5 separate regions of the Homo sapiens genome follow, and regions 1, 3, 4 and 5 are each linked to region 2. A link is a loop called in an ENCODE intact Hi-C map of the cell type or tissue named here. Cell type or tissue: PC-9. All regions are shown on one strand. Links, peaks and the distances in the headings refer to the core of each region. The heading gives the core; the rest is flanking DNA. Region 1 overlaps KIFBP (kinesin family binding protein). Region 2 overlaps HK1 (hexokinase 1). Region 3 overlaps HK1 (hexokinase 1). Region 4 overlaps SRGN (serglycin). Region 5 overlaps HKDC1 (hexokinase domain containing 1).

Evidence for each region. A loop is a pair of places that touch in the nucleus more often than their neighbours do. Peaks named below come from ENCODE experiments on the same cell type or tissue, not always from the same donor. Only the 100,000 strongest peaks of a DNase experiment are listed, where the experiment ranks them.
Region 1: it touches region 2 in a loop (18-fold over the local background); 20 of 110 quality-filtered maps call a loop at or near these places.
Region 3: a loop joins it to region 2, with 4 times the contacts of the local background. A loop is called at or near these places in 14 of 110 quality-filtered maps.
Region 4: a loop joins it to region 2, with 19 times the contacts of the local background. A loop is called at or near these places in 8 of 110 quality-filtered maps.
Region 5: a loop joins it to region 2, with 15 times the contacts of the local background. A loop is called at or near these places in 110 of 110 quality-filtered maps.

Annotation. Positions count from the first base shown.
Region 1 is chr10:69,005,009-69,009,008 of GRCh38, reverse strand. KIFBP (kinesin family binding protein) reads right to left here. Exons shown (of 7, transcript NM_015634.4): 3 at 3,884-3,963; 4 at 3,094-3,277; 5 at 84-168. Among named protein-coding and RNA genes, the nearest start is that of KIFBP, 18 kb to the right of the region's middle. In PC-9, for the core only: a CTCF peak has its summit at 3,809; a DNase peak (open chromatin) is centred at 3,998.
Region 2 is chr10:69,391,167-69,395,166 of GRCh38, reverse strand. It overlaps HK1 (hexokinase 1), which reads right to left. Exons shown (of 18, transcript NM_000188.3): 15 at 2,859-3,042; 16 at 62-217. Among named protein-coding and RNA genes, the nearest start is that of TACR2, 24 kb to the left of the region's middle. RefSeq lists an enhancer at 3,767-4,000. In PC-9, for the core only: CTCF peaks have their summits at 2,248 and 2,451 (motif pointing right); a DNase peak (open chromatin) is centred at 2,536; H3K27ac peaks cover 969 bases.
Region 3 is chr10:69,330,215-69,335,702 of GRCh38, reverse strand. The region is part of intron 1 of HK1 (hexokinase 1); the gene reads right to left. Among named protein-coding and RNA genes, the nearest start is that of HK1, 14 kb to the right of the region's middle. RefSeq lists enhancers at 1-746, 5,233-5,488. In PC-9, for the core only: a CTCF peak has its summit at 2,312; DNase peaks (open chromatin) are centred at 1,392, 2,262 and 3,212; H3K4me3 peaks cover 2,611 bases; H3K27ac peaks cover 4,000 bases.
Region 4 is chr10:69,091,110-69,095,109 of GRCh38, reverse strand. The region is part of intron 1 of SRGN (serglycin); the gene reads right to left. Among named protein-coding and RNA genes, the nearest start is that of SRGN, 5.0 kb to the right of the region's middle. In PC-9, for the core only: CTCF peaks have their summits at 1,413 and 1,612 (motif pointing right); a DNase peak (open chromatin) is centred at 1,649.
Region 5 is chr10:69,233,232-69,239,777 of GRCh38, reverse strand. HKDC1 (hexokinase domain containing 1) reads right to left here. Exons shown (of 18, transcript NM_025130.4): 5 at 641-736. Among named protein-coding and RNA genes, the nearest start is that of HKDC1, 16 kb to the right of the region's middle. RefSeq lists an enhancer at 6,406-6,546. In PC-9, for the core only: CTCF peaks have their summits at 1,802 and 2,009; a DNase peak (open chromatin) is centred at 2,027; H3K4me3 peaks cover 1,215 bases; H3K27ac peaks cover 1,131 bases.

The DNA.
Region 1 (4,000 bases), core at 1-4,000, 390 kb after region 2:
CTTGCAACTTTTCAAAAGTTTAAAATAATTTCAAAATAAAACTTTTTTTAAAAGCTATGTAAAACATGCAAAGGTAAACTTACTGTCTTCTGTGGCTGAGATCTTTCCAGTTTGACCAAAAATGACATTAGCAGCTGATAAACAGTGCCTGGCCTCCATAAAGCATAGCTATTGGGGAAATAAACAACAGTGAATGCAACTATCACACAGCTTTATTTGCAACTGATACTTGCATAATTTCTTTTAATATGGGAAAAGGTATAAAATCAGATAAAAATACTACAAAGGAGGCCCTGTAGAGTTGCAGATCATTCAGAAGGTACAAAAGATATATTATCATATTATCTGGTTAAAATGTAACCTCAAAGGTTAAAATATTAATGCCCCCAAACTCTTAATAATAATCCACTCGGATTGAAAGACAACTGCCAACTGAAAGTTAGCTCTCCTTATACAATCAATAGATATACAGGAATGGCTGTCATCCTAGACTTAAACTGTCTCAAAAACTCCTTTAGGTTCAGTCTAAGTAGCCAAAATCCCATGCACAATAAATTCTTAGACTATTTACATTGTGTCAGAAGACTGAATATATATATATATATATATATATATATTTTTTTTTTTTTTTACGAGACAGGGGTCTCACTCTGGCCCAAGGCTGGAGTGCAGTGGCACAATCATAGTTCACTGCAGCCTCAACCTCCTGGTCTTAAGGGATCCTCCCACCTTTAGCCTCCAAGCCTGACTAATTCTGGGGTTTCTCTATGTTGCCTAAACAGGTCTCCAACTCCTGGCCTGAAGCAATGCTCCCACCTTGGCCTCCCAGGGTGCTGGGGTTATAGATGTAAGCCACCTTGCCCAGCCTGAGGATTTAATTTTTATTAGGTTTAGAGAGCCCCTTTACATCCTACTATACAAAGGCAAATAGGATAAACTCAGGTAAGAAGATATTCCTGTGTTCTAAAATCTTTAAACTTTACATACAATAAGGCTTCCCACCAAGTTTTAAAGTCAACAGACTTCTACAGATGAACCTTATGGAACTGCTTTACCAACACTCTTGAAGACTTCATAATTCAATTCCGGGCATGGCAAACTTCTCAAACAATTAGAGAAGATCTCCTTGTTAATAGAAACATTTTGTATTTGTCATGTAAGTCAAAGGACCACCCAGCAGAAGTTCAAAGTTAAAGTCCAACTTTTAGTTGGAAGCCACCCTCATTAAATAGAATGTCTACTTAATATTAGTAATACCTGAAAGGCTTTAAATGGTTGGCTATAACTTTAAAATTGCAGCATTAAATGTATCTTTCCATTATGGCAAATTCAGAAGCCATCTTGAGAATAGCTGGACACGTGTAGTATTAGCCCAGCAACATCTATAGATAAAAATGTGTTAAATCTTAAAAGCCAAAAGAAAGTTAGAGTTTATATAATGAAACTTTAATTATCTCTCTATAATCCAATCCCTTAACATTTATCGTCATTTCAGCTTTGTCCAGATTGGCTCCCTGTGAGCAACCACTGCTAGAACAGTGAGTGTCTTATGCCCTCTAGGTGGCTGGTAAATGTGGGACTTTAGCAGCTGCCAGGTAGGGATTCACCAAGTAGCAAAACCTCATCACTGGAATCAGATGAAGATGACAATGATATAAATGACAATTGCATTTTTAAAAACATGGTTCAAATCCCTCTTTTTGCAATACGACTTAGTTGGTTTTAACAAAAACTTAAAAAAGATTTTGGTAAAAAAATAAAAGTGCAGGGTGTGGGAGGTCTCATGAAAATTACTGCATGCTCCACATAAGTAATGCTTAACAACTTTAAATTTTAATCACACTTTAATATCTAGATATCTTAGTACTGCCAATTTCCATGGAGTTTTAAGTATAAATTAAAGTCACAGTGAATATGTAATTTTAAAGTTGCTAAACAGAATGAATAAGGGGCCTCCAACAGCTGTAAAAAAGATGTCACAAGCGGAGGCACTGGATAACACTTTGGATGAGGACAATGAAATGGATTCATGAGAATTAGTTAACTGAATGCTCTGATATATGCAGTAGCGTTACTTACACACTTGATCTTAGACCAAAGTCCTAGAAGCGATGCTGCAGTCACCACAGCCCTTTCTCTCCTGCTAATAGCTTTTCTGAATGAAATTCTGTGGGACAATACTTTAATCATCGGGCGCATTTACAGAACCAACGCTAACGAAATGCTCAAAAAGGATAAAGGCCCAAGGATAAGGCAGCGGGTTACCAGAGAGATGAAAGAAGGAACTCTGATAAGCAGAGAACTACCAAAATTTCAGAGAGGCTTGCGAATTCGAAATATAAATAAAAGTAATTTATATTGCTGAGATGTCTTATTAAGGATTAATAGGAAAATCTGGTTAGAAAAGGTGGTGTAAAATTATTTTAGCATTAAAAACTCTCAAGGATTAAAGGAATAAATGGGTCAATTAAGAGTACACCAACATGATGTGAGCAATGCTTTTTTAAATTTTTATGAGAAATTCTGATAAACAACTAAGAAGCTCAAAAACATTGTCCCTGTGTAACAATCCAAAAGAAGTATGGTATAAAGACCTAGAACTTTGGAACTCAGCAGACATATTTCCAACATTAAAAAATTATTACAGAGTTAATTCTGAAAAATAACTGAAATGCATCACATGCTTTTATCAAAGCCCACATTTAACAGTCAACTTCCTCAGTCAAATTCTCAGAGTTATGAGATTACCATTACGTAAAGATAAAGCTATATCTACAAGGTAAAATCTGCAATTTAAGGTAATATCTCACTAAAATGAGTTGAGATAGCGTGCCTATGTTAAAAAAAGAATTGGTCTTAGGTAACATGTAAAACAATGATAAAACTCGGTATTTTAAAACTCAAAATAATTCATACAACAAAAAGCTACAAAATTTTAGTACACGGGCAAACTGGGCTGCATTTTCGGCTTCAGTTGTACATCATAAAATACAAGCTACCTGTTTTTAAAAGATAGTATTTTCAAGGTACTACTGGTTCTATTTTTATACTCACTATTGGTACTCTGTTAGATAACTACTTCAAGAAGCTTACCTTATTGATGTAAAACTGTGACAAGGTAGCAGCATTGATAGCCCACTCTATAGGATGGTAGGCATTGTGCTCAAGCTGGCGTTTTAGTGTACTATGGCAATAGTGAGCAGCCTTCTCAAACATTTCCAGATGCTGGTAGACTTGAGCTAGGTAATATAGGTTATGAGTATAAACCTTTTCAAATCTGTAAAGAAAAAATAAACCAATATTTGTGTAATGGTTTACTTGTTTTTTTTTTTTCCTGAGACAGAGTCTCGCTCTGTTGCCCAGGCTGGAGTACAGTGGCACGATCTTGGCTCACTGCCTCCGCCTCCTGGGTTCAAGCAATTCTCCTGCCTCAGCCTCCCGAGTAGCTGGGATTACAGGCGCCTGCCACCATGCCTGGCTAATTTTTGTATTTTTGGTAGAGACGGGGTTTCACCATAATAGTCAGGCCAGTCTTGAACTCCTGACCTTGTGATCCACCCGCCTCAGCCTCCCAAAGTGCTGGGATTACAGGTGTAAGCCACCGTGTCCGGACCATGGTTTACGTTTTATAAGTAAATTTCATATATATTTATTTTGATTATCCCACCAACCCTTTGAGTTGGATTTGTTTATTGTATCTATTTGACAGATAAGGAAACTGAGTCTCAGGTTTGAACAAGGTCAAATAACAAGTAAGTGGTAAATGGAGGTTTTACTCCTGTCAGAATCCACATTCTATAACCTTTATAAGTGACTTTTTGAACAATCACTAATCTATGATATGTGGAAATATTTGCAAGGGCTGATTTCTATACCTACTCACCTTTTTGATCTCTCTTGTTCAGTAAGTTTCTCTTCTTCAGGAAGAAAACGCTCAGTAGGATCAAGAGGAGGACTCCCAACCTACAATTAAGAAAAACAAAAGCTCTTTAAAGTTTTA
Region 2 (4,000 bases), core at 1-4,000:
ATCCACCAGCCAGGCGACCTCTGAAGGGTGGGCGCTGGCAGGGAAGACACTGCCCACTCACCTCTCGATCTGAGAGAGAAACTTGGTCTCAAAGATGCCCCGGGTCTTCAGCGTCTCAGAGATCTGCCCTCGGAAGAGGAATCCCTTCTTGGTGAAGTCGATTAAGATGTTGCGGACGATTTCACCCAGGTACATACCACTGATCATCTTCTCATACCTGAGACAGGAGGAGGGGCCTGGGGTGTCTATGGGAAGTGGCCAGGAGAACTGTCACCCCTCGGTCTCACGGTCACTCCGCGTCTCCTACTGCCCCTCAAGCGCATCATCAACAGCCATGTGCCCAGCCCTGTGCTCTGCCGCAGAGGCAGAGTGGGAGGACCAGGAAGGACCAGGGAGTCCTCCACTCTCTCACATCAGAAACAAAACCACCAGCATTCATGTCTACCTGCTAGACTGGTCTCCCTCCTCAGCTGCCTGATAGCTCTCAGCCCCAAGGTCACTTCCCCGAGAGCCTGTCCTCCTCCTGATCCTGGGTTCTACCTGCCTGTTTCAGGTTCCCACACACCTCACCATTCTCCTCCTTCACAACACACCTGAGCTCACTGCCTCCCACCACCACTGCTGTAGTGACAGCCCCAAGAGGACAGGGCATGTGTGTCTTTTTCAGCTCTGAGTCCCCAGGGCACAGCACAGCATAGCATAGCACTGGGCCCTCAGGAAAGTGCCCAAAAACTATCTGCAGAATAAGCAAATGACTGGGCTAAGTCTTAAAGGAACAAGAAGACAAAAAAAAGGAAAGTTTCTAGATTTTTCTAAAGGTTTTGCAAATACCCAGAGTACTGGTCAAGCCCACAGCAGAGTGATGAGGCCACACAGGAGGGAGAATTCAGTGACCACAACACACTGGAGGTCAACCTGTTCTTGGGACTTCAAATTTCCTGCCCTCTCCATGCTCAAGGATCTCAAGAAATAACAAAGGATTGATTCATTTCCATGGCACATGCCCAAGCCCAGTGTCCCAAAGCTGAGAAGAGTCCCCTGGAATTTGGAACTCCAGGATTCCTCCTATTTCATGTGGTCCATGGAAGAACATGAAACAGAATGGAATCACAGAGGGGTGGGCCACCACTACGAAGTCCCACCCAGTCCTTCTCATTCCACCACAAAGACCACCCCAGTTTGGTGCTGACATGTCCTTAACCCCTTCCAACACTTGCTGATCCCCCCGCTTTTTAACCAAGGGGGTCTTACTATTATTGTTGTTATTATTGTTATTAATTTTTAGTAGAGACAGGGTCTCAACCCTATGTTGCCCAGGGTGGTCTCAACCTCCTGAGCTCAAGCAATCCTCCCACCTTGGCCTCCCAAAGTGCTGGGATTACTTTGATGATAGACTGCACTCAGCCCAAAGGGGGTCTTAGTTCAGGTCATTTGGTAGGCGACAGCATCAGCTAGACTTGAATAGCACGGTTCTTCACTATACTCATTTTTTAGTTACCATCTCTTTATGGTACTATTGGTTCTTCCTCTTTTTCCTCCTTCATTAAATGTCAGTAAAGACCTTAAAGGCCACTGGGCACGGTGGCTCACGCCTATAATCCCAGCACTTTGGGAGGCTGAGGCGGGCCAATCACCTGAGGTCAGGAGTTCGAGACCAGTCTGACCAACATGGTGAAACCTGGTCTCTACCAAAAATACAAAAACTAGCTGGGCGTGGTGCCGTGCACCTGTAATCCCAGCTACCTGGGAGGCTGAGGCAGGAGAATCACTTGAACCCAGGAGGTGGCAGTGAGCTGAGCTCGCACCACTGCACTCTAGCCTGGACAACAGGGTGAGACTCTGTCTCAAAAAAAAAAGAAAAGAAAAGAAAAGAAAAAGACTATAAGGGCTGGTTGCGGTGGCTCACACCTGTAATCCCAGCACTTTAGGAGACCTAGACAGGCGGATCACCTGAGGTCGGGAGTTCAAGACCAGCCTGACCAACATGGAGAAACCCCGTCTCTACTAAAAATACAAAATTAGCTGGGCATGGTTGTGTATGCCTGTAATCCCAGCTACTGGGGAGGCTGAGGCAGGAGAACTGCTTGAACCCGGGAGGTGGAGGTTGTGGTGAGCCGAGATCACGCCATTGCACTCCAGCCTGGGCAACAAGAGCAAAACTCCACCTCAAACAAAAAGAAAAACAAAAAACTGTAAGCTGATTCGAAGAAAAGCACTAAGTAAATAACAGCATGGGTGGTATTTAGAAAAGGCAAAAACCTTGAGGGGGCTAGGGAGTGACTCATGCTGGGTGCTGCTCCAGCCCTTCTTTCTGCTCCTAGGGAGACAACTTGGACCAACTCATCCTGGCCGTGGCAGAGGATGGCCTGATTCCTGGGGGCTTGAGACAAAGGGCAGACACTGCCATTTCAGACATGGTACCTGAGACCTGAGCTGCAAAGCTCCACAAGGCCACTAGGTGGTGCAGGAGGCTCACGGAGGAAAGGACGATTGCGACAGGGCCTCTGCTTCACACCAACCTGCCGCCCAGCCACCCTCACCCCACCCCCTTGTTATTCTGATGGGAAAGGAACACAGCAAGGGGACCGGAAGGCCAGAATCCTCCAGGCTAAAAAACAGTCACAGGCAGCCCCTAGACAGGCATCAACCCTGGGCCATCTTGTACCATGTTGGGGGTCTGTCCTCCCTGGTTCTCTGCTGTCCAAAAGACAAAGGTCAGGAGTGAGCCAGGGGGTCCAGTCTTGAAACCTCTGTTCAGACCTCTCCTCCTAGAAACTTCTTCCACTGCAAGTGGCAGAATGCAGCCAAGTGCTGCCCCCACCCTGACTGTGAGTGTCCTCTCCACCAGGCGGGGTTACCTTTGTTTCCCAGCATTTAGGGAATATTCGTCCACCAGTCTGTCGTAGTGTGTCCTGATATCATCCAGACACCCGTTGTCCCCAAAGGCCCCCCACTCCATGTTGATGCACATCTGCCCCTGGTCCCCCTCCACCATCTCCACGTTCTTCATCTCCTCCATGTAGCAGGCATTGCTGCCGGTCCCTGGAACACACGAGGGGGCAATGAGGAGCGGTGGCCTTGCATTTGGGGGTCTTGCAACTGGGCCTGGGGTCTGGGGCCTGAGGTTCCACAGGCAGGGGGCACGTTTTTTGTGATGAACAAAGTAATAGTTTTTCTTTCCCAATTTTGAAATGGAAAAATTTGAAATGTAAATGGAGAGTCTGAGCCACATCACCCAGAGGGCACCTGCTTAGCTGACTTTCAACCAAGAGCCAATGTGTTCACCCGTCCAGGCAGGGTTATGTTTATTTTAATAGAAGATGGCTTTATAGCAAAGAGATGGAGCATCAATGGTAGAGGTTTAGGCAACATTCAGACCAGAAGAAGAAATATATACGTACACACACAACATCATGCACACATGAATATACAATATATACATGCCTATATATATGTGTATAAAATATTAGGGGATTATCTTCTATCATACCATAGATATTCACTTATTTTCTTTTTCTTTTCTTCAAGACAGGGTCTGGCTCTGTCACCCAGGCTGGAGTGCAGCGGCGCAATCTTGGCTCACTGCAACCTCCGCCTCCAGGGCTCAAGTGATTTTCCCACCTCAGCCTTCCAAGTGGCTGGACTACAGGCACCACCATCATGCCTGGCTAATTTTTTAAAATTTTTAGTAGAGATAGGGTTTTGCCATGTTGCCTAGGTTCATCTCAAATTCCTGGGCTCGAGCTACCCTCTCGCCTCAGCCTCACAAAGTGCTGGGATTACAGGCGTGGGCACCACGCCCAGCCCCACTTATCTTTTCTCGACAAGGATGGTTGGTCGTGGACTATGCCTGCTCAATAAGCTTTCCTACATACCTTGGGATGAAGCCCACAGTTCAGGGCAGGACAGTGTCTTCAGCATTTCAAGGGGGGCTTTCAAAAGCAATGGTTTTTCATCATTTTTGTATCAGACCTTTGAAGATCAGAGGATTCTTCTGTGA
Region 3 (5,488 bases), core at 752-4,751, 60 kb after region 2:
TTACCTGTTGGTCCTTACAGCATCCTGTCTGCAGAAGCAGAGCAGGTACCATCACTTCCAACACCCTGGGCAAGAATGAGTGGCCAGGAGGTTCCTCAACTGGCCAGGGCGACATACTTGCAGAGACTGGGGTGGACAGCAAGCTCCCTGATTCCTGGTCCTGTGCTCTATCCTCTCAGTCCAGGGAGAGCCAGGGCCAGGGGCTTCCTGGAGAGGGAGATGCGGTACTACAGGGGCTATCACCGCCACAGCTCCAGCCACCCAAGAACAGCATGGCTGCCTGGCCTTGCCAAAAGCACGCCACTCCAGTGTGACCTCCAGGAGGCCTCTTCTCCCCTCCAGCTGGGATCAGAGCCACAACAAGCTGTCCGATCTGCTCCTTCCCCTTTCACACAGTCTGGGAAGGAAGTTCAACAGCCATAGCAAGCTGAGAGCCTGGGCCCGCACCGTGGTCTGTGCCCGCCCAGCAGCCCCGGACTCCTCTTCCTGACTGCACATGGCTTCTGCGGCTGCCCAGCCCCACCTCAGTAGTGTGGGTGGCAGCCGGGAACCTAGTTTCTGTCCTGCTCTCGGCAGCCGGTCTCTGAGCAGGGAGGGAAATGGCCACGAGGGGAGGCAGCCCTGATCTAGTGGGGTCCCTAAAGCAACCACTAACCCCCAGCACCCTGATGGTGGCTCATCACCTCAAAGGTCCTTCCTCGCAAGCCCCGTCCAGTCTGCCTCCTGGGCCTCTCCGTCCCCAGCTCCTTCTTCCTCCCAAAGCTCACCTCCCAACTCACCTTCTCAGGAGCACATGCCATGATCCGCCCCACCCCACACCGTCCACTCCTCTCCTCAGCATCCCCTCGGCCTTAGGTGTTCACTATGTAGGAGTCGATCTGCCTGGGAGACACTTCGTGGTGTGTGTCTTTCCTGGGCGTTGCAGGGACACATGCATGGTCCACACCGCCAGCTAGACCGTGAGTGCCAGGGGTACAGGAGCCATGCCCTCTGGGCCCTTTGTGTGCCCAGGAGCCCTAGGAGGCACCACGTGGTGGCTCCTGGGCCAGGTTGGGTGGCTCCTGTGCTGGGCGGGAGGCCTCCAGTAATGACTAGCCTAGGGAGGTCTCAGAGGGTTTGCTGGCTCAGATAAGGCCCGGAGACTTCCCCGAATGGCCCAGCCCTTCTCCCCCGGCAGCGGCCTCTCACTTTAAGGTACAGAGTTCCAGGCACTTCTAACCCCTGCCTTCCCCTCAGCACTTCACCACTGCATGGCTGAGGCCCAGAGGGACAGAGGGGCCTAAAGATAATCGGGATTCCCACTCCCATATTCAAGCTGAGTCACCTGCAAGCTACCAGAGGAACTGTGTCTGGGATAATCAATTCCACCGCAGGGCTCCTCAGTGACAGGTCTGTGTGAGATCATCACCAAAGCCAAAACCATCCCTCAGGCACTCAAAAACCCCATCCTGGGGACACAGCCTTGCCCGGTCTCTTCTTCCAGGTTCATATGTGTCTCTCAGCATGTGTAAACTGTTGGTTCTGTTTCAATGAACTCTGTTTACGCACAACAAATCATGAGGAAAATGGGATCCCCATTTTTTTCTTTTTTGAGACAGAGTCTCGCTTTGTCACCAGGCTGGAGAGTACAGTGGCGCAATCTCAGCTCACTGCAAACTCCACCTCCCGGGTTCAAGCGATTCTCCTGCCTCAACCTCCTGAGTAGCTGGGACTACAGGCGCACACCACCATGTCCAGCTAATTTTTGTATTTTTAGTAGAGACACGGTTTCACCATGTTGGCCAGGATGGTCTTGATCTCTTGACCTTGTGATCTGCCCACCTCGGCCTCCCAAAGTGCTGGGATTACAGGCGTGAGCCACTGCGCCCAGCCAGGATCCCCATTCTTGATGAAGAAACTGACGTTCTAGCAACGTGAATGTGGACAGGGCCCACGCTGGGTGCTCTAAGCTCCTCCATCCAAATCTGCACAATGTGTAAGGTAGCTGTTATGAACCCCACATGAGGCAGGTGGAACCTAGGGCTGTGCAGTTAAGCCAAATGCCCCAGGCCCCCAGCAAGCAGAGCGGCACTCCAACTTCAGCTCCCCTTCCCTTGGCCCCCTCTTCCTAGGAGAACCTGAGTAGGGCCTGGAGGTTCTAAAGGGAGCTTCCTGACTGGTAAAAGTGGCCAAGTCCTTGCCCAGAAAGAGAACAAGGCTGTCACACTGAACTAGCTAAAAATAAAGCAGGCCCCCATTCCCTCGGGGAGAACAGAACAGCCCTGGAATGTGGCAGGGCAGGCACAACAGGCTTACTTCTCAGCCTCCTGGTGGATGGCTTAGCAAACAGCCAGCCTCTGGACCTCCAGTCTCACAATTCCCACTGTCCCAGCACCTCCCGACAACAGGGAGAAAAGGATCTGAGTGCAGACAGGTTTACTTTCACTGTGAGACAACCAAATCCCAATGCTGTGGCTTGGAGATACTGCAGTGGTGGGACTGGACTGAGCTAGAAATCGAAAGACCTCAGGCCTCGGCCATGGGCACTGCCTCCCTCTATGACCCTGAGCAAGTCACTTCGATCTCTTGTGTATTTCCATCAGTAAAACAGCAATCATGAAATCTGCCTTCTGGCCTCACATACCATACACAGGAGCTCCATGACACTTTAGAGTCCTCAGAACATGGCATTTCAGCAGCCCATGGTGTCATTTTCATCTGTCCATTTGGCCAGGGCACACAGACATGCAGATGGTCCAGGAGCTCTCACACAATCCAAGGCAAAGGCAGAATGGCACTCAGGACCCCTGCCCAGGCTCAGGGCTCTGTTGTCTGCCTACTCTGTTAGCCAGGAAGCTGCCGTCCTCCACTTGGCTACTCAAGGTGTCTACAGGTGTGAGCTGGGTGAGTGACAATGATAACACCTGGCATTTGTACAGTTGTGTACACTTTCCAAGTATTTCCTCGTCCATTCTCTCATTTGAAAAGTGGGGGCAGAGAACAAGGCAGGAATCATTTACCTTATCTGACAGATGAAACAGAGGCCAGGCCAGGTACAATGGCTGACACCTGTAATCCCAGCACTTTGGGAGGCTGAGGTGGGTGGATCACTTGGCCAGTTCAAGACCAGCCTGGCCAACATGGCAAAACCCGTCTCTACTAAAACTATAAAAAAAAGTTAGCTGGGTGTGGTGCGGCGCTCCTGTAATCCCAGCTACTAGAGAGGCTGAGGCATGAGAACCGCTTGAACCAGGGAGGCAGAGGTTGCGGTGAGTCAAGATTGCGCCAGTGCACTCCAGCCTGGATGACAGAGCAAGAGTCTGTCTCAAAAAAAGAAAAAAAGAAAGAAAGAAAGAAAGAAAGAAAATGAGGCCTAGGGAACTTGATGGTCACCTCACAATACTGCTCAAGCTGGATGGGTCCTTTCGAGATAATGGATTCCAGATGAGGAAACTGTGGCTTACACATGAGGAAACTGAGGCCCAAGGATGCCCAGAAACCCACTGCTTTAAATGCAGAGTGCAAACTCCTGAGCCATGGAATTTACCATCTAGCAGAGCACTGTCCAACAGGAAGATAATATGAGCCACATATGCAATTTTAAGTTTCCTACTAGCCACATTTAAAAAGAACAGATGAAATTAATTTTGTTTTTTAGATAATCTCACTCTGTCACCCAGAATGGAGTGCAGTGGTGCAATCAAGGCTCATTGCAGCCTCAAACAATCAAAGCAATCCTTCTGCCTCAGACTCCCAAATGAAATAATGTATTTTATTTAACCCAGTATATCCAAAATGTTGTTTCTATGTCTAATCAATATCAGAAAAAAAATTTTTTTTTTTTTGAGACAAGGTCTTGGCTCCATCACCTAGGCTGGAGTGCAGTGCACTCCAATCATGGCTCACTGCAGCCTTGACCTCCTGGGCTCAAGCAATCCTCTCACCTCAGACTCCCAAGTGGCTGGGACCATAGATGTGTGCCACCATGCCCAGCTGACGTTTTTAATTATTTGCAGAGATGAGGTCTCGCTATATTGCCCTGGCTGATCTCAAGCTCCTGGGCTCAAGTGATCCTCTGGCCTCAGCCTTCTAAAGTGCCAGGATTACAGGTGTGAGCCACCATGCCCAGCCAATATTAGAAAACTATTAACGGGCTATTTCATATTCTTTGTGTCACATGAAATTTTTGAAAACCTGTGTGGAGTTTATATGCCACAGCACATCTCAAATCAGACTTGCTACATTTTAAGAGCTCAACAGCCACCTATGGCTGGCGCCTACTATTCTGGACACACAGCCCCAGCATTTCTGACATATCTCCATTATCAGAGCCTTGGGTGACAGTTTCTATGAAGAAGGCCGCTGAAATGTAGAACACGCAGTAGCTGAAAAGAAATATCCTTCCTTCCCATCTTAGGTTTATGGCTGAGGCCCCTATAACAAAAGACAGAGTAACAAGAACAATGTATACAAATTAATCTAAGTTTTTAGGTGACGCAGAAGCCTTCATAAGGAAATGAAGGTCCAAAGAAACAGGTAACTCTGGCCCGGCGTGGCGGCTCATGCCTGTGATCCCAGCACTTTGGGAGGCCGAGGCGGGCAGATCACTTGAGGCCAGGAGTTCGAGACCAGTCTAGTCAACATGGTGAAACCCCATCTCTACCAAAAATACAAAAATTAGCCAGGTATGGTGGCGCATGCCTGTAATCCCAGCTACTCAGGAGACCGAGGTGGGAGAATTGCTTGAACCAGGAAGGTGGAGGCTGCAGTGAGCCGAGACTGCACCACTGCACTCCAGCCTGGGCGACACAGCGAGAACTGTCTCAAAAAAAAAAAAAGAAAAAAAGAAAAGAAACAGGTAAGTCTGCATATTTCCCTATGTCAGGTTTGATGAAGAAGTGGATGATCGTGAAGAAGTGTGACTGGAGAAAGGGGATATGATCTAATAGTGATAAACTGAAGAGAACTTGGCAGGCCCTGTTTGTTCTTCTCTGTGTCCCTGTATCTCCAGAGATAAGGATGTCCCTTTCTTCTGGGTATAAGGTAGACACCTTCTTGAATGAGAGTCTGCATCAGGGAAGAAGGGAGGGGAAAGGTGAGAGACCTTCCTGCTTCTGCTGTTTTCTCAAATGCCATATTACTATTTGGGGATAGTATGTCCTGAACCCCATCAATGGCTTTGGAGTCTGGAGCCCTGGACCACCGTTCTGGTTCTGCAGGTACTGCAAGAATTGCCCACTGGCGTTAGGGAGGTCTGTGTACCCATCCTAGCTCTTCTGCTTTCTGGCCACCGAGATCACATGAATTCCACTTCCTGGGACTCACCTGCCCCATATGTAAGATGCAGGAAGAAATTCCTACATCCAAGCTTGATGGAAAGATCCAACTAAAGTAAGCATCTGATTAAATCAAGTATTTTATAAATGAAACAGAACTTTGTAAAGGTGAGGTGGTGTCTTTATCACAGCAGTAGCCTGGGTCTCCTACTTCACTCACCACACCCACCCAG
Region 4 (4,000 bases), core at 1-4,000, 300 kb after region 2:
TCTCGAACTCCTGACCTCAGGTGATCCACCCGCCTCAGTCTCCCAAAGTGCTGGGATTACAGGTGTGAGCCACCACACCCGGCCGAAAGTACTTTTTATGGAAAAGACAATGTGGCATTGTAGAAAAACCTATACTTAAAAATGAGTGAGAGGGTGAGAGGCGGGTAGGCAAAAACTTTTTTTTTTAATAAAATAAAAATAAAAATTAGGTTGGGTGTGGTAGCTCATGCCTGAAATCCCAGCACTTTGGGAGACTGAGGTGGGAGGATCACTTGAGCCCAGGAGTTCAATACAGGCTGGGCAACATAGAGAGACTCCCATTTCTACCAAAAAAGAGAAAAAAGATTTTAAAAATTAGCTGGATGTGGTAGCACACATCTGCAGTCCCAGCTACTTAGGAGGCTGAGGCAGGAAGATTGCTTGAGACTGGGAGGTCACAGTGAGCCAAGATTGCACGGCTGCACTTCAGCCTGGGTGACACAGCGAGACTGTCTCAGAAGAAAAAAGTTTATTTACAAAATTAAAAATAAATAAAAATAACTGAGAAAATCAGAATACCTCTTTGCATGAATAATAGTTTCAATTATATAAACAGACATGGGGGGAAAAATGGAAGGAAATACACAAAAATAACTGGAGGTAGAATCTTTGGTGATTTTTTTTCTCATTTTGTTTTCTAAATTGCTATAATAAACAATATTCCTCTAAAAACATAAACATTAAACACTTTAATATAGAAAACAGTAAATATTCTCCCATTGGATTTTCTTTCTTTTCTTTGTAACTATATATTATTCTATCATAATCTTTCCTATGATTCCTGAGTATAGCTTACAATGTCTGGTCTGGGAGAGCTGTTTGTCCAAAATGAGCTAACTCTGCCACTGCCTGGAGGCTGGGGATAAGGCAGGCAAAATGACCTTTCAATGTCTGCCCCTTACTGGCTGTGTGATCTTGGCCAACTTAAACTTCCTGTGCCTCAATTTTCTCATCTGTAGGATGGGGCAGTAATAGAGTTAATAAGGAGATACAAATGTTAGGTTCTCAGAGTAGTACCTAGCACATAGTCAGAGCTCTTCATTGCTAGTTCCTGTCATGAAAAGGAGGAGGACAACAATGACCTATGATCTCCGAGAGTGAACATCTTATAAATTTAAATTCAAATTCCCATTCTACCATTTAGTATCTCTAGGAGTCTCAATTTATGGACTTTCTTTCTTTTCTTTTTTATTTTTCCTTATTTTGAGATAGAGTCTGGCTCTGTTGCCCAGGCTGGAGTGCTGTGGCACATCTCAGCTCACTGCACCCTCCGCCACCTGGGTTTAAGCTATTCTCCTGCCTCAGCCTCCCGACTAGCTGGAATTACAGGCACGTGCCACCATGCCCGGCTAATTTTTTGTAGTTTTAATAGAGACGGGGTTAGCCAGGAAGGTCTCGATCTCCTGACCTCGTGATCCCCTCGCCTTGGCCTCCCAAAGTGCTGAGATTATAGGCGTGAGCCACCGCGCCCGGCCTGGTTTCACTCTTTCTCTTTTGATTCTTTCCTGAGGCAGCATTAGTTTAGCATCTAATTGCTACTTAGACGTCTCTTCCTGTAGGTGAAATAAAAATCCAGCATCTTCTCCAGCAGAGGGCGGTGTCTTCACACCTTGTACTGTCTAGACCAACTTTGTCCAATAGAAACACAAAGCAAACCACATAGGGAGTTTTAAATGTTCCAGCGGCCATATTTTTAAAAGTAAAAAGAAACAGGTGAAATTAATTTTATTTAACCTAACATATTCAAATATTGTCCTTTAACATATCATCAATGTAAAAGTTATTACTGGGATATTTTGCATTCTTTTCTTCATACTAAGGGTTCCAAATCTTGTATATTTTGCATTCACAGCCTGTCCCAATTTGGCCTTGCCACATTTCAAGTGTTCAGTAGCCACAAGTGACTTGTGGCTACCGTACTGGACAGAGCAGGCCTAGGCAGTCTCTTCTGCAAGCCGCTGATGCACTGAGTATCAAGCTGAGAAAATGTTTGCTCACACAGGAAGCTAAACAGAAAAATAATGCTTAATGAGAAAGCATCCAGGTGAAAGACCACATCTTTTCACCAGCATGACAAATACAACTGTAGCATATTAGTAAAAAATATTTCTAGAATACAAAATTCCCCCAGAGTTCAGAATCTCAGCTAATTAAAATTCGTAACGAAGGCTTTCTTTTGGGGGATGATGAAAATGTTCTAGAAGCAATTATAGTGATGGTTGCATGACTCTGTGAATATACTAAAAAACATTGAACACTTTTTTTTTTTTTTTTTTGGAGACAGAGTCTTGCTCCGTCATCCAGGCTGGAGTGCAGTGGTGCAATCTCAGCTCACTGCAACCTCCACCTCCCAGGTTCAAGTGATTCTCCTGCCTCAGCCTCCCAAGTAGCTGGAATTACAGGTGCACACCACCATGCCCAGTTAATTTTTGTATTTTTAGTAGAGACAAGTTCTCACCATGTTGGCCAGGCTAGTCTCAAACTCTTGACCTCAAGTGATCCACTTGCCTTGGCCTCCCAAAATGCTGGGATTACAGGCATGAGCCACCACACCTGGCCTAATCACTGAATTGAACACTTTTAATGGGTGAACTGTATGGTATGTGAACACTATCTCAACAAAGCTATTTTAAAATTTTATAAAGAAATCAAAAGTAGAAGGGATCCCACTCCAAAAGCCTATCTAATTTGGGGCCGATGATGTTAAATGTACTTTAAAATAAAGAACAAGTTACAGACACTAAATTCTTGACATAGCTATTCAAGGGTGTTGGCAGGATGTGAAAATTTACAGTTCCAGCCCCTGAGGTTGTGAGAGTATCTTGACTCTATCTTGCTTGAGATAAATGTCTTGTGATTATAGTGGCTATGCTCATGGATAGAAATGTTATCTTCCTAAAAGGTCCACTTATGGGATTTGTTGGTTAATTGTGTAGTGGATTCCAAGGGAAAGAATGGTTTTTATTTGAATCCTATCCCTCACTGCCCACCTCCCCCACCACCCTGAGTCCTGCTTTACCAAAATACTTTCTATGAGTAAATGTTACCAAAGCAAACAACTTTCTCCAATAGTCCATACCTTTTTATATTATGGTACTAACTTTTCCCTCAACATAATCACAATATACTAATTTCTTTTTTTTTTCTTTTCTTTTCTTTTTCTTTTTTTTTTTTTTTTTTTTTTTTTTTTTGAGACAGAGTCTCAGTCTATCGCCCAGGCTGGAGTGCAGTGGCATGATCTTGGCTCACTGCAACCTCCATCTCCCTGGTTCAAGTGATTCTCCTGCCTCAGCCTCTCGAGTAGCTGGGATTACAGGTGCATGCCACTATGCCTGGCTAATTTTTGTATTTTTAGTAGAGATGGGGGTTTCACCATGTTGGCCAGGCTGGTCTTGAACTCCTGACCTCAAGTGATCCACACTCCTCGGTCTCCCAAAGTGCTAAGACTACAGACGTGAGCCACTGTACCGAGCCTAATTTCCTATTCTTAATGGAAACTTACTGCAGGCATGTTAGAGAAACTTAAGCAGCAACTACCATGAAGGGGAAAAGAAGACCATTTGATTTATTCAAAATGGTAGCATTATCTAAGCCGGAGTTACTTCCTCCTGGTCTATCAATTCCACAAGATGGATAAGCTTCCCCCACTCTTGCATGGTTTGACAAGCTATAAAAAGCTCCTAAGTTTACTTTCAATTTCTCCCTCAACTCAGTGGGAAACGTTATAGCAAGGGCTACGGTCAAAGGATTTTTTGTTTGTTTGTTTAAATAAAGAAAACCTCTGATCCATGAGCTGCAGTAGAAAGTTAATTCTGGCCTTGAAATCAGACGACCAGTTCAGCCGTTAATTAGTTGTAATGGGTCTTGGGCAAGACTCACAAATTTTTTGCAAGAGGTTAATGTATAGAGCAAATGAGATGAGAAATGTCAGATCCAGTTTTCTCCTCTATAATTGGTGCTA
Region 5 (6,546 bases), core at 354-4,353, 160 kb after region 2:
AAAAAAAAAAAGTAAAATGAAAACAATAAGGGAAAATGCAGGCTATAAAACAATAAGATCCCAGCTTTAAAGAAAAAAAGGCTGGAAGGCTATGCAGCAAACATGCCTCTTGCTGTCAGGGCAACAAGCAATTTGGGTTTGTGTACTTTCCAGCTCAGCAAGGAGCGAGTCTTGCTTTCGCAGTAGTTTAAATTATTGTAAAATACGTTCAACAAATAGGGATATTTAATGGACAGGGAGTGGACAGTGAAATAGAGAACCAGCCCAGAAAGAATATGGAACCAGCCCGGAAAGTATATGATCTTTTCAGCCTCAGAGAGGAGGGCGTGTGGGGCCTACACACAGCATCAGATCTAACCAAGACCTCCGGAGAGGGCTGTGGCTGCTGGGGAGGCCCAGGGATGAGCTGGCCACCTTTCAATAGGGATTGGTGCAAGCCCCGCCTACCAAGGCTCTGTGGGTTCATCCAAGTTGGCCACATCTGTACTACAGTGGGACCTTTTCTAAGATCAATTCCTTCTCTGATTCTCCCTCCATGCAGGCACCATATGTGACCCCCTCACCTCACCCCCAGCCCCACCAACCCAAGAGAAAGGAGCTAGGGCTGGGAGAGCCTCCCACACCGAGGTGAATTCCTCACCTTGTGTCTTCTCATGGCTTTGGTCAGACGGCTCACCACATCCGTGTCCTGAACTCCTCGTGCCTTAAACTTTTTTGTCCACGAAAGTAGGACACCCTGGGAGAAGATTTCAGGTCCAGTTTGAATGAAAGACGTGCTGAGATGTGCAACTGAGCCGCAGAAACTTCATGCCTACGTGCATCCCCCATGGCCTTCTCTTCTCTAAGCTGAATCACCCCAATTTTTTTAAAACATTGCTTCTGCAGCCTTTTCTAATAATTTAAAGGACTATTACTCTCATCTGAGTGGTTTGAAATATATGGTAGCAGAAGGAGTAATTATTGAAAAGTTAGAGCTCTTGGATTCATGAGACATTAGACAAGTCGTTTAACCTCTCTGAGCCTCAGTCTACTCCTCTGCAAAGTGGAAATGTCACCTCCCTACCTCTCTCAAAGGAATGCTCTAATGAAAATACCTGGTGTAGGCCGGGCGCGGTGGCTCACGCCTGTAATCCCAGCACTTTGGGAGGCCGAGGCGGGTGGATCATGAGGTCAGGAGATCGAGACCATCCTGGCTAACAAGGTGAAACCCCGTCTCTACTAAAAATACAAAAAATTAGCCGGGCGCGGTGGCGGGCGCCTGTAGTCCCAGCTACTCGGGAGGCTGAGGCAGGAGAATGGCGTGAACCCGGGAAGCGGAGCTTGCAGTGAGCCGAGATTGCGCCACTGCAGTCCGCAGTCCGGCCTGGGCGACAGAGCGAGACTCCGTCTCAAAAAAAAAAAAAAAAAAAGAAAATACCTGGTGTATTATACATGCAGAATGCATGGTTTGCCAGGTCCACAAAACAGAACTAACATGGTGTAACCTTGCAGGATTGTCTCAGGAACTTCATTTCAACTTAGAAAAATGATTCCCAACCAGGCAGAGTGGCCCGTACCTGTAGTCCCAGCTACTTGGGAGCCTGAGGCAGGTGGATCACTTGAGGCCAGGAGTTCCAGGCCTGCCTGGGCAACATAGCGAGACCTCGTCTCTTAATAAAGAGAAAGAAAGAAAAATGGTTCTCAATTTGCATTACCAATCATTGCTTACAAATGGTGTTTCCTGAGTTTCGTGTCTGAAATCGCAAATAATCATAGAATGTTTCAGACTGGAAGAGAACTTGGAAGTTAAAAGAGAATCGCCCAAGTCGTCTCAGTCAAGAGCAGCTGACCCAGGCTCACAAACTTCCTGACCGCACCTCCTCCATTTCCCTCAATTTATGGATTTAAAAACGCTGGGATTGAGAGAGGGAGGAAATTGCTCTGAATTTCACCGCGAGTGAAGGATAGAGCCCAAGCCGAATGCAGGTCTCTGACTCTGGACCAGCCCTCGGGCTTTTTTCCTGCACCACAGCGCCGCCGTGTGGCAGCTCTCCCTAACTTCTGCTCTCATAGGCTATGACAACATCCCTGTCTCCAGGGACAGAGCGGGGAGAGATGCACAGGCTGGCTTTCTTCAAAAATCCCTGTTGCAGGGAAGGTGGATGGGGGAAGTGAGGGATAAATGCTTGCGATAGAATGTTAAATTAAAAAGGCAATTACATACAACTGTACATTTTCTTTTTGTCTCAAATATTTGGTGACTAGAATCAACCATAGATTTGCTAAACTGTAGATACAGGATAACACTTGTATTTAATATAGGTATGAGTAAAAGAAAAACCCACAATTCTAGTGGTGGGAATATTTGAATATTGAGATGAGTGGTGATTTCTATTTTCTTCTTTAAACTTTTCCATTCCTTCTCTCTCTCTTTTTTTAAACCTTGAAAAAAGTATTACCATTTATTTTATTATCAGAAAACACACACACACACACACACACACACACACACACACACACAAAGAAATTTCTCTTTGGTTAAGACTTTCTGTTCCCTCAAAAACAAGAATAAAAAACCAAGTGACTTCCTTTAATTCTTATGCTCATGATGTTGGCTATGGGTTAAACATAATAAGAATTCTCACGCTCCTACCTTCTTTAATCATTTTCAGTTTCTCAAAGAAGCCCCCTAATCACACCTCCTCACACAGCCTTCCCCTTTCCATCCCTCTGCAGTCATGGAGCTGAACAGAGCCCATCTTCCCCAGGAGCCCTTATTCTAGTGTTACCGAACCCACTCCTGCAGCAGAGCCCTGCTTAAATAGCTTTGCCAGATGAGGCCACATTCAAATATTATCAGGAATGAGTTTTCTTGTGGTTGGAACTTTACTACTTAACTTTAGATTTTATTGAAAGGCAGTTTGCGAGGAAATTTTATAAAATATAAGTATATTTGACTAGACTGCGATGAGAAAAAAAGCATTTTTCCCTTCCTTGATACAATTTTTTTTTTTTTTTGAAACGAAGTTTCACTCTTGTTGCCCAGGCTGGAGTGCAGTGGCGCCATCTCAGCTCACTGCAACCTCCGCCTCCCAGGTTCAAGCAATTCTCCTGCCTCAGCCTCCCGAGTAGCTGGGATTACAGGCATGTGCCACCACGCCCGACTAATTTTGTGCTTTTAGTAGAGACGGGGTTTCTCCATGTTGGTCAGGCTGGTCTCGAACTCCCGACCTCAGGTGATCCACCCTCCTCGGCCTCCCAAAGTGCTGGGATTACAGGCATGAGCCACTGTGCCCGGCCTCTCCTTGATATAATTAAATGCCCTTCCTTAGTTTAAATTTTACCTGAAAAATCTTTATTGTAATATGACACTAAGTGGGTCAAAATGGGCCGGGCACAGTGGCTCACCACGCCTGCAATCCCAGCACTTTGGGAGGCTGAGGCGGGAGGATCTCCTGAAGTTGGGCATTCAAGACCAGCCTGGCCAACATGGTGAAACTCCGTCTCTACTGAAAATACAAAAATTAGTTGGGTGTGGTGGCAGGCACCTGTAATACCACCATTCGGGAGGCTGAGACAGGAGAATTGCCTGAACCTGGGAGACGGAGATTGTGGTGAGCCGAGATCACACCACTGCACTCCAGCCTGGGCGACAGAGCTCAAAAAAAAAAAAAAAAATCAAAATGCTTTCAGGCACCTGCTGCCATTTTAAATGAAGTTCTAAAGTGGTGTCTTTCTGGAAAGGCACTGTAGTTGGGGAGCTTATGAACTTGGGGTGGGCTACTCTTGGTTGTGTGGCTTTGTGCAAGTCTCTTAACCTCGCTGAGCTGCAGTGTTTCTCAAATATAGAATGAAGATAATCATATCTACCTCTTAGAATTGTTTGGGGGATTTAACAAGATAATGCGCATAAAGCATTTGGCACAGCGCGAGGTACAGTGTCAAAACCGGAGGCACGTGCTTTTATCATTATTATTGAGAAAGATGTTGGTGGGTATTCAACATAGATAAATGACAAAATCCTGGATGGATAAACCATCCGTTCACACCCTCCGCTGCCAAGCTATCAAGAAAGCATGTGCATTTAATTCTTAAAGTTGAATGAATTCTCACAGAGCTTGAGAATTTTCTTCCTTCTTCCTGGAGTCTCTGTTCCAGAGCTCTCTAATAAGAGCAGCTGGCACACTCTCACTCCACCACCTGCACTACAGGATCCAGCCAGGGCCCTGATTCCCAACCCCCTGACATACACATCTACTCACTCCTAGGACCTTTCTCTGCCAGCCAGCTCCACTTGGTCTCACCCAAACATTCCCTGGAAACTTTTTTGTTTGTTTTTTGTTTGCTTGTTGTTGTTTTTTGTTTGTTTGTTTGTTTCTGACAGAGTCTCGCGCTGTCACCCAGGCTGGAATGCAGTGGCGTGATCTCAGCTCACCACAACCTCCACCTTGTGGGTTCAAGTGATTCTCCTGCCTCAGCCTCCCGAGTAGCTGGGATTACAGGCGCCCGCCACCAGGCCCAGCTAATTTTTGTATTTTTAATAGAGATGGGGTTTCACCATGTTGGCCAGGCTGGTCTTGAACTCCTGATGTCAGGTGATCTGCCCCCCTCGGCCTCCCAAAGTGCTGGGATTACAGGCATGAACCACCGCATCTGGCTGCTTGTTTTAGAGATGGAGTCTCGCTTTGTGGCCTGCGCTGCTGGAGTGCAGTGGTGTGATCACAGCCCACTGCAGCCTGGACTCCCTGGCTCAAGCAATCCTCCCGCCTCAGCCTCCCAGGGTGCTGGGATTATAGGCAAAAGCCACCACGCCAGGCCCCTGGAACCTTCTTTATATTATTTTTCTCAGTCCTTTCTTTATAAAAGAATGAAAAAGTAAAACTCAGCCTGTCCCCTGTATAGATGATGGCAAATTCCCACGATGGAATCAAATAAATGATTGACACCTTTCAACTGTGAGATAGTTATCAAGCACCTATTAAATACAACACATTGTCAGAGACCTTGGCGGGGAAGGTCTGTGCCCTTGGCGGGCACTGCTTGCCCTCCAAAAACCTCTGTTGAATTTAGGGATAAGATACAAAAGCACAAAGAGACAAGTAATCCAGGGACAGTCACCACAGCCTAGCAGCTACTGTGTAAGGCCCAACCACAGTGTTGGATGCTTTACAAATGCTTTGCCTAAGCTTCACCTCAGCCCAACAAGCAGATGTTATTATCCCTGCTTTACAAATGAGAAAACAAGGTGGGACACAATGGCCCATGCCTGTAATCCCAACGCTTTGGGAGGCAGAGGCAGGCAGATTACTTAAACCCAGGAGTTTGAGACCAGCTTGGGCAATATAGTGAGACCTCATCTCTACAAAGAAAAAAATAAAAATAAATAAAATTTTCTCAAAGAGAAAACAAGAGGCTCATGAAATTAAGGAACTGGTCCAAGGGGACACAATTTGTCCTGAACCATGATTCAAAGCCATGTGTGTGGAACATGAAAGCTCATTCCCTTTCACTATTCCACACCAATAAGTGACTCAAGCCAACAATATCAAGCACATCCCAAGGAGGTCCATGTGACTGTCAACTGGGCATCATAACCAGGAGGGCCAGGAGGAGGAGATTGATCAGGGTCCCCAACCCAGACAGGAGTGGCCCGGGGAGACTAGACTCTTGACAGTAACTCCCCCAACCTGGCCCCAGAACGTCCCCTTATTTGCTGTCTTTATTCACATAAGATTGGGTTAGCTTCCTCCTGCTTACAGATTGAAAACTGAGACACACAGAGATGAGTTACCAGGAACCCCGGCCTAGCTGGTGACACAGTTCAGACTGTGTATCCCAGGCTCTGTGTCTGCTCCAGGACATTCTCACTCCTCCAGTGCCCCCATTCCTTTTTTTTTTTTTGAGACGGAGTCTTGCTCTGTCACCCAGGCTGGAGTGCAGTGGCACAATCTCGGCTCACTGCAAGCTCCGCCTCCCGGGTTCACGCCATTCTCCTGCCTCAGCCTCCCAAGTGGCTGGGACTACAGGCGCCCGGCACCACACCCAGCTAATTTTTTGCATTTTTAGTAGAGACGGGGTTTCACCATGTTAGCCAGGATGGTCTCGATCTCCTGACCTCATGATCCGCCCGCCTCGGCCTCCCAAAGTGCTGGGATTATAGGCGTGAGCCACCGCGCCTGGTCCTCCAGTGCCCCCATTCTAATCCTCCTCCTGAGGGCTCACTACAGGGAGAGACTCCCCAGCCTTCCCATGTTTCTTCTAGTTGGCTATGTCAGTGGTCCTAAGTGCAGGCCTCAGGCAGCATCACATCTGCCAGGAACCTGTCAGGGAGGCGAATTTAGGGCCTCCTTGCAGAACCACTGATTCCAGTAGGCCCAGCAATCTGTGCTTAAAACAAGCCCTCCAAGGAATTCCTCACACCAAGGTTTGAGAGCTAGTGAAAAGCATTCTACTCCCCCGAGCTGTGCCCACGTTAATCATAAAATCAAGGCCATTGCGTTAACAAGTTCTCTGCCTCACGCTGCCACCTCATCATGAACAAAAAGAAAAGAAAAAGACAAACAAGAA